Linked DNA regions of Homo sapiens: region 2 is linked to region 1. Evidence: read pairs that join two places in POLR2A ChIA-PET (ENCODE). Cell type or tissue: PC-9. All regions are shown on one strand.

Region 1 (4,000 bases):
ACTATGAAAGTCCCTACCTGCTCTGGGGCCCTGCCTTCCTTCTGCCCTCAGCTTGAACCTGTCCACCCTCCCTCACCTGGCTCCAGACACACACCTTTCAGCTTTGCTGCAGATATGGCAGGTTTGTTTCCATCTCTAGGATGTGGATTTTCCCCGGCTTTTCCCACAACCATCTCCTTCCCAATATTCAGGTCTCAGCCCCAGTGTCACCTCCTCAGATAGACCTTACCCGATCTGGTAGCCAAAATCCTGCTCTTCCCCTAACACTCTTTGTCCCTATATTAGTTTGCAGTGGCTGCTGTAACAAAGTGCCACTAACTGAGTTACTTAAAAGCAACAGAACTGAACTGTGTCACAATTCTGGAGACTACAAGTCCAAGGTCAGGGTTGGTTCCCTCTGGGAGCTGTGGGGGAGAATCTGCCCCAGCCCTCTCTCCTGGCTCCTGATGGTTTGCTGGCGATCTCTGGTGTTCCTTGGCTTGTAGAAACATCGCTTCAGTCTCCACCTTTATCTTCACATGCATTCTTCTTGTGTACATGTCTGTCTCCAAATTTCTGTTTTATAAGGACACCAGTCATATTGGATTAGGGCCCACCCTACTGACTTCATTTTAATTAGATTACCTCTGTAAAAACCCTATCTTTTCATGCCACTGCACTCCAGCCTGGGCGACAGAGCGAGACTTTGTCTCAACAACAACAACAACAACAACAACAACAACAAAACCTATCTCCAAATAAGTGTACTAGGGATTCATGCAGAACCCCTAGTTTTTTTGTGGAAACATAGTTCAACCCATAACAGTCTCATTTCCATGTTACATTTAATTTACAGCCTTTATAACCATTTTGAAGTATATTGTTTACTTGTTTGTGTTCATTTCCTGTGTCCCCACACTATATCCAACATAAGCTACATGAGGACAGAAGTCTCCTCCAACCTCAGTGCTTGGTGCTTTTGCTCTGCACAGGGGGATCTAGCCTCTATTTCTACTGCATGGGTCAGGATACCTCTCTCAGGCTGCCCCAAATGAGAGGAACTAGCCCTGCCCTCACTCAGTTTCCACAAGCAGCCAATGGGATTGTTCCACATGCATTACTTAGCTCAGTGTCCAGCCAAAGGTTTGCAGCATCCAACCCTGGATCCAGCCATGAACTTCAGAGCTTCAGAAATGCCCTACATATAGTAAATGCTCAGTAAATACTTGCTGAAGGAATGAAGGCTGCATATAGTTTGGACTTTGACTCAGGTTGCGTGCCCTGCAGTCAGGGGGAACTATTAGCATAAGCTGATAGTTCCAGGCAGCCGCTGTGGAGCTAGACTGCTTGGGTCTGCGCTTGTGCTGTGAGATGTGGGCATGTTACTTATCTACTCCTTGCTTTGCTTTCTCCAACTGTAAAATGGGGACAATAATAAAAGTAATAAAAGTATCTCCGTAGTCGAGTTGTACAAAACGAGTTTACATATGCGGACAGAGTGCCTGGCTGAAGGTAGTGCTCCATGCTCACCCAGGCTTGGTCTGAAATCTGAGAAATGTCCTGGTAGCCAAAAGAACCAAAGCCCAGAGAGGCTTGTCGGGTCCATCAGGGATGCAGAAGCTCCAGGTTTCTGCTCAGGCCCCCGCTTCAGAATCCCCATCTGCCCCCAAGGAGAGAACAATTGAGCACTAGGGAGATTTTGACCATAAAAGCTTTTTTCAGTTACTAGCTGGGTGGACCTTGGGGTTTCATTGGTGCTTCTGGCTGATTGAGAAGGAAAAAGAGGATCTAACTCCTCCCACTCTTTCTGAACTCCTGAAGCGAGGTGTGGAGCTTCCAGATGACTCAAGCAGCGCCAGTTCCTTGGAATTAGCCACTCTGGCTCAAAACCATCTGTGTTGCAACAGGCTCACTCAGCCACCCCCAGAAAAGCTGACCCACCACTCACTCAACTGGCTTTCTGATAAGTATGCCTATATATAGCCATACTTACCGAGCTTTGTATAGATGCATGCACTTGGAAACCAGCAAAGCTAAAAATACCGCCTCCTCATACCTAATTTACTTATTTTCTGTAGGTTCCTTATTCTAAATTTATAGCTCAGGAGACTGAAAATTGTTGCCAGAAAGCAGTGACCTTTCTGTGGTCGTGGGCGGGAGGGGGACCAGAGGACAGGCCCTGTCTGGGAAACTTGGGGATTAGGTCTCAGTCCCAGCTCTAAAGGCAACGTGCTGTGATGCTTTGGGATATCCTCCCTCTTGCTGGGCCTCAGCATCCCTCAACCGAAGGAACAACTGAACATGATGGTGTAAGGTGTTTCTTTTGTCCTTCTATTCATTGGCACCCAGCTTGATGTGCTAAGTGCAATTGTACTCACGGGAAAAGTCAATACAGATACACCAGAGCCATTGATTTCTGTTCATTCATTCACTTGACAAATATTTACTGAGCACTTGCTATGTGTGAGACAATAATCTCTACTCTCAGATAACTTATAACTTACATTCAAGTCAGAAGAGACAAATAATAAACAAAATATAGTAAGCATTTAGTATGTTTGATTGTGATAAATGTCATGGAGAAAAATCAAAAGGAGGGTATAGAAGAAGGGTGTAGTTTTAATTAAGGAGGTTAGAGAAGACCCCACCAAAAGGTGTGGTTTTTTTTTTTTTTTTTTTTTTTTTTTTTTTTTTGAGACGGAGTGTTGCTCTGTCTCCCAGGCTGGAGTGCAGTGGTGTGATCTCAGCTCACTGAAACCTGTGCCTCCCGGGTCCGAGTGATTTCCCTGCCTCAGCCTCCCAAGTAGCTGGGACTACAGGCACACGCCATCACACCTGGCTAAATTTTGTATTTTTAGTAGAGACGGGGTTTTTGCTGTGTTGGCCAGGTTGGTCTCGAACTTCTGATCTCAAGTGATTTGTCCACCTTAGCCTCCCAAAGTGCTGGGATTACAGGTGTGAGCCACTGCACCTGGCCAAAACGTGGTATTTGACTAAAGACGTGAAATGCCCAGTAGTGCAGGGAGATAACCACACAGACACCGGGAGGAAGGGTCCCAAACAGAGAAGACACCAATGCCAAGGGCCCCAAGGGAGGAGCGTTGCCTAGTGAATTTGAGGCCACTGTGGCTGGAGCAGAGTGAGCAGGGAGACAGTGCTAGATGCTGAAAGCGAGAGGGAACATGGGCTGTTGTGATGACATTGGCTCTTACTCCAAATGGAAGGGGACACCATTGGAGGGCTTTGAGCTAAGGAGGGACCTCTGCTGACTTTTGCCTTCCCAGGGTGGTCTGGCTGCTGAGTTAGTTCACAGCCGACTGCAGAAGCACAAATGTGGAGGCCGAGAGACCTGTAAGGAGAGTATTGCAGACTAGGCAGGGGTGGTGGGGGAGATGGGGAGAAGTGGTCAGAATCTGTATGCAGCCTGAAGGTTTTGCTGATAGATTGGGTGTGGGGATGAGAGTAACAGAGGCCAGGTGTCACTCTAAGGCTTTTGGCCTGAGCAATGATGGAAATGCCATGAATTCAAGTAGAGAAGATTGTGGGAGGAGGAAAGACCAGGAACTCTGTTTTGGACCTGTGAGGTGGGAGATACCTCTTAGACCTCCCCGTGGAGGCCATGAGTGGGCAGTTGGATGAATGAGTCTGGAGTTCTGGAGAGGGTCTGTGCTGGACATACACATTTGAAAGTCATCTGCATGTACCTATACATGTTACATAAAGCCACAGTCCTGGGTGAGATCGCTGAGATGGGCCGTGTGGGTGTGTCCAAGCACTAACTCTGGGGCACATCCACATTCAGAGAGGAGGTGAGGAGGTGAGAAGAAACCAGCAAAGAGGGAGAGAAGAATCAGCCAGGGAAGCATGGGCTTCAGTTTGTCTATAACAAAGGGGGCCTTTAGGGTCCCCTCCTAGTTTTTCTCTGGGATGCTCCTGGGACGCAGGCTCCTAACTTAAGGTGTCCCTTGGTATGCTGGCATCCACAGCTGGTCACAATGAGAAGTGCGGGGAGTAGGAGGCT
Region 2 (4,000 bases), 57 kb before region 1:
TTCAAGTAAGTAGTTTAAGGAGGAGATAAAAATTTTACTGTTAAAAAAAGGAGATTGCTGGGTGCAGTGGCTCACGCCTGTAATCCCAGCACTTTGGGAGGCCGAGGCGGGTAGATCACCTCACGTTGGGAGTTCAAGACCAGCCTGACCAACATGGAGAAACCCCATCTCTACTAAAAATACAAAAAAAAAAAAAATTAGCCAAGCATGGTGGCACACGTCTGTAATCCCAGCTACTCGGGACACTGAGGCAGGAGAAATGCTTGAACCCGGGAGGCGGAGGTTGCGATGAGCCAAGATCATGACATTGCACTCCAGCCTGGGCAACAAGAGTGAAACTCCTTCTCATAAAAAAAAAAGATTGTTTGCCGGGCGTGTTGCCTCATGCCTATAATCCCAACACATTGAGAGGTCAAGGCAGGCAGATTACCTGAGGTCAGGAGTTCTAGACCAGCCTGGCCAACATGGTGAAACCTGTCTCTACTAAATATACAAAAAAAAAAAAAAAAAAAAAATTGGCCAGGCGTGGTGACACACGTCTGTAATCCCAGCTACCCTGGAGGCTGAGGCAGGAGAATAGCTTGAACCTGGGAGGCAGAGGTTGCAGTGAGCCGAGATTGTGCCACTGCACTCCAGCCTGGGCAACCGAGCTAGACTCCGTCCCCCCCCCACAAAAAAAGAAAAGAGTGTTAGTGATAAGATGCATGTTTTTGTTTATCTTATGTATGTGAATGTTATATTTATATGGCTGTTTGCCCATAGAAAATAAGTGTCGGCTGGGCATGGTGGCTTATGCCTGTAATCCCAGCCCTTTGGGAGGCCGAGGCGGGCAGATCACTTGAGGTTAGGAGTTTGAGACCAGCCTGGCCAACATGGTGAAACCCTGTCTCTGCTAAAAATACAAAAATTATCTGGGTATGGTGGCGTGTGCCTGTAATCCCAGCTACTCAGGAGACTGAGGCAGGAGAATCGCTTGAACTGGGGAGGTGGAGGTTGCAGTGAGCCGATATTGTACCACTGCACTCCAGTCTGGGTGACAGAGTAAGACTCTGTCTCAAAAAAAAAAAAAAAGGAAAAAGAAAAGAAGTATCAAGGAGAAAGCCACAGAATGGAAGATATGACAAAATACTGGGGTTAAATGATAGCTGTAATATATTTTTAAAATTGATATAAATACATAATCCCACTTGATAAATAATCAAAGCTGAGGAATAAGGAAACCTGGTAAAGGAAAGGCGGTAAATCATCACAAAGAAAAATGCCGTCTGCTGGCTTGGAAATCCAGGCCGTTTCAAATGACCCGTGTTAGATGAGGTGGAGCAAGTGTCCACAGAGTCAATGGCAGTCCTCTAGGGCCTGTCTTTAGGAGCCGGTTTGGAGTAATAAAAGGCAGCCCTCTGCTGAGCTCCTGTGTCGTGCCTGCTAGGTATTACGTACACTCTTTTCCTCAGCATTCCCGAGGCAAGTGGGCGTTACCCTCATATGACAGGCAGAGAAGCAGGCCTGAGTGGTTATGAGGCAGTGAGGTGTGTTTCCTTGGGCAAGTTGCTTAGCTTCTCTGAGCCTCAGTAGCTCCTCTGTCTGTTAAATGGGATCATGAAAACCCTTCACCATAAGCTGCACAAGCGCAAGAACACTAAGGCCCACCCCAAAGAGAAGGCCAAGCAGCAGGTGCTTGCAGAGCCTGAGATTCCTATGGACCCAGCAGCGACTCCCACCCTCGCCTGGGCTGTGAGCCACCTGGCTGATGCCCCTGCACCTCTGATGGCACTGAGACAAAGGAGAGATCTTGTCTTGGGTGTCTTGGGACTGTACCCATCGTCCCAGCCTGAGCCCAACTTGATGGAAGCTAGAAAAGTCATGCCATCCTTTTTTGTGTAATTCTTTCTTGGTGGGGAAATTCTGAGGTAACATTTTATGCCTGCTAATAGAGCCAAAAAAAAGTGTAAAGCCCATTGTTAGTAGAACGGTGGGGAAACAGCATTGCTTACATATCTCTAGCACTATAAATGTTGTTACAGGACAAACTAATAAAATATAAACAGTGATTAAGTTTTCATATACTTAGGCCCAGGAATTCCATATATTGAAATAGGGCACTTTCCTATGCATTCACTGGGTGGAGAGAAATTTTTAAATAAAGGCCTCAATGAAATAAGTCACCAAATTAGAAAGTAATTGATAGAAACATGTATTCATAATGCTGCCATTTATAGTTCTAAGGATTGGAAACCACCCAAATACCCAAAATAGAAAGCTAGCTAAACAAATAGGTAGACAATATCACTAATATAAGATGGGGCCCTACGCCGGGCATGGTGGCTCACGTCGGTAATCCCAGCACTTTGGGAGGCCTAGGTGGGTGGATCACCTGAGGTCAGGAGTTCGAGACCAGCCTGGCCAACATGATGAAACCCCATCTCTACTAAAAAGACAAAAAATTAGCGGGGCGTGGTGGCGGGTGCCTGTAATCCCAGCTACTCAGGAGGCTGAGTCAGGAGAATCACATGAACCCGGAAGGTGGAGGTTGCAGTGAGCTGACATTGCGCCATTGCACTCCAGCCTGGGCAGCATGAGTGAAACTCTGTCTCAAAAAAAAAGATGGGGCCCCATGGAGCTGTTTAAATGACAGTCATTTTGGTGGAAATGTTTATATGAGGGAATGTTACCTGTAAGAAGCAAAATATAAAATAGATTGCTCATATCAGTCACATCCGTGTATGTCTATTGATGAAGAGGAAAGGAAATTTGGACTGATAAGTAATTCATCATTTACTATTCTTTTGAATTTTCATCTCCATGAAGTTGCTTCTGTTCCTGATTTTCTTTTTTTTGAGACGGAGTCTCACTGTGTCACCCAGGCTGGGGTGCAGTGGCATGATCTTGGTTCACTACGACCTCTGCCTCCAGGGTTCAAGCAATTCTCCAGCCTCAGACTCGCGAGCAGCTGGGATTACAGGCATGTGCCACCATGCCCGGCTAATTTTTGTATTTTTAGTAGAGATAGGGTTTCACCATATTGGCCAGGCTGGTCTTGAACCCCTGACCTCAGGTGATCCGCCCGCCTTGGCCTCCCACAGTGCTGGGATTACAGGCGTGAGTCACTGTGCCTGGCCCCTGATTTTCTCTATAAAGGAGAGAATTGCCACATTCTTGTCATGAGACTTTATGACTTTTCCAAATTTCTGTGTGCGGGCATGACGCTGCCCAGGCAGGTGGCAAGCTCGCCAAGGACCAGGCTTAACAGAAAGCCTTTGGGACTTGACCCACTGCTCTTTGCTCAGCTTGTGATGGGAGAAGATTTTACTAAGTTGCACTGGAAGAGCTGGCTCTTCCCTTCCTCTTCACAGCTTCTCCCCTGCTTTCTAGGAAGATCAGCCCATCTACTTGGCAGTGAAGGGAGTGGTGTTTGATGTCACCTCCGGAAAGGGTAAGTGGTGTGGCATTTTGAATCTTCATTTCCAGGGAGCACAGAAGCCAGAGTGAGCAGCACTTGGAGGTGTGAGGAAAGGGAGGGAACATTAGGCAAGTCCTTTTCATTCCATTTTATTTTATTTTATTTTTTGAGACGGAGTTTCACTCTGTCACCCAGGCTGGAGTGCGGTGGCACGATCTTGGCTCACTGCAACCTCTGCCTTCTGGGTTCAAGCAATTCTCTGCCTCAGCCTCCCGAGTAGCTGGGATTACAGGCACCACCACCACCGCTGGCTAATTTTTTTGTATTTTTAGTAGAGACGGGGTTTCACCATCTTGGCAAGGCTGGTCTTGAACTTCTGACCTTGTGATCCACCCGCTTCGGCCTCCCAAAGTGCTAGTATTACAGGTGTGAGCCACCACACCTGGCCTTCCTTCCATTTTAAATGAGCAGATTGAGTTAATCTTTGTCAGTGTTTTACTTCAGCAGGGGCTTTTTTCCCCTGATAATGACATGCTTCTACTCAAAAGCCTTTCATGACTTTCCATTGCCTGTAGAATTAAATTCAAACTTAATGATTTACCC

The links. ChIA-PET counts read pairs that join two places held together with the same protein. Peaks named below come from ENCODE experiments on the same cell type or tissue, not always from the same donor. Only the 100,000 strongest peaks of a DNase experiment are listed, where the experiment ranks them.
Region 2: POLR2A ChIA-PET joins it to region 1 with 5 read pairs; 3 of 35 experiments call an interaction of 5 or more read pairs at or near these places.

What each region holds. Positions count from the first base shown.
Region 1 is chr1:212,496,543-212,500,542 of GRCh38, forward strand. No RefSeq gene overlaps it. Among named protein-coding and RNA genes, the nearest start is that of LINC02771, 26 kb to the left of the region's middle. In PC-9, no CTCF peak of the experiment used is centred here; a DNase peak (open chromatin) is centred at 1,879.
Region 2 is chr1:212,439,196-212,443,195 of GRCh38, forward strand. NENF (neudesin neurotrophic factor) reads left to right here. Exons shown (of 4, transcript NM_013349.5): 2 at 3,370-3,430. Among named protein-coding and RNA genes, the nearest start is that of NENF, 8.3 kb to the left of the region's middle. In PC-9, no CTCF peak of the experiment used is centred here; no DNase peak of the experiment used is centred here.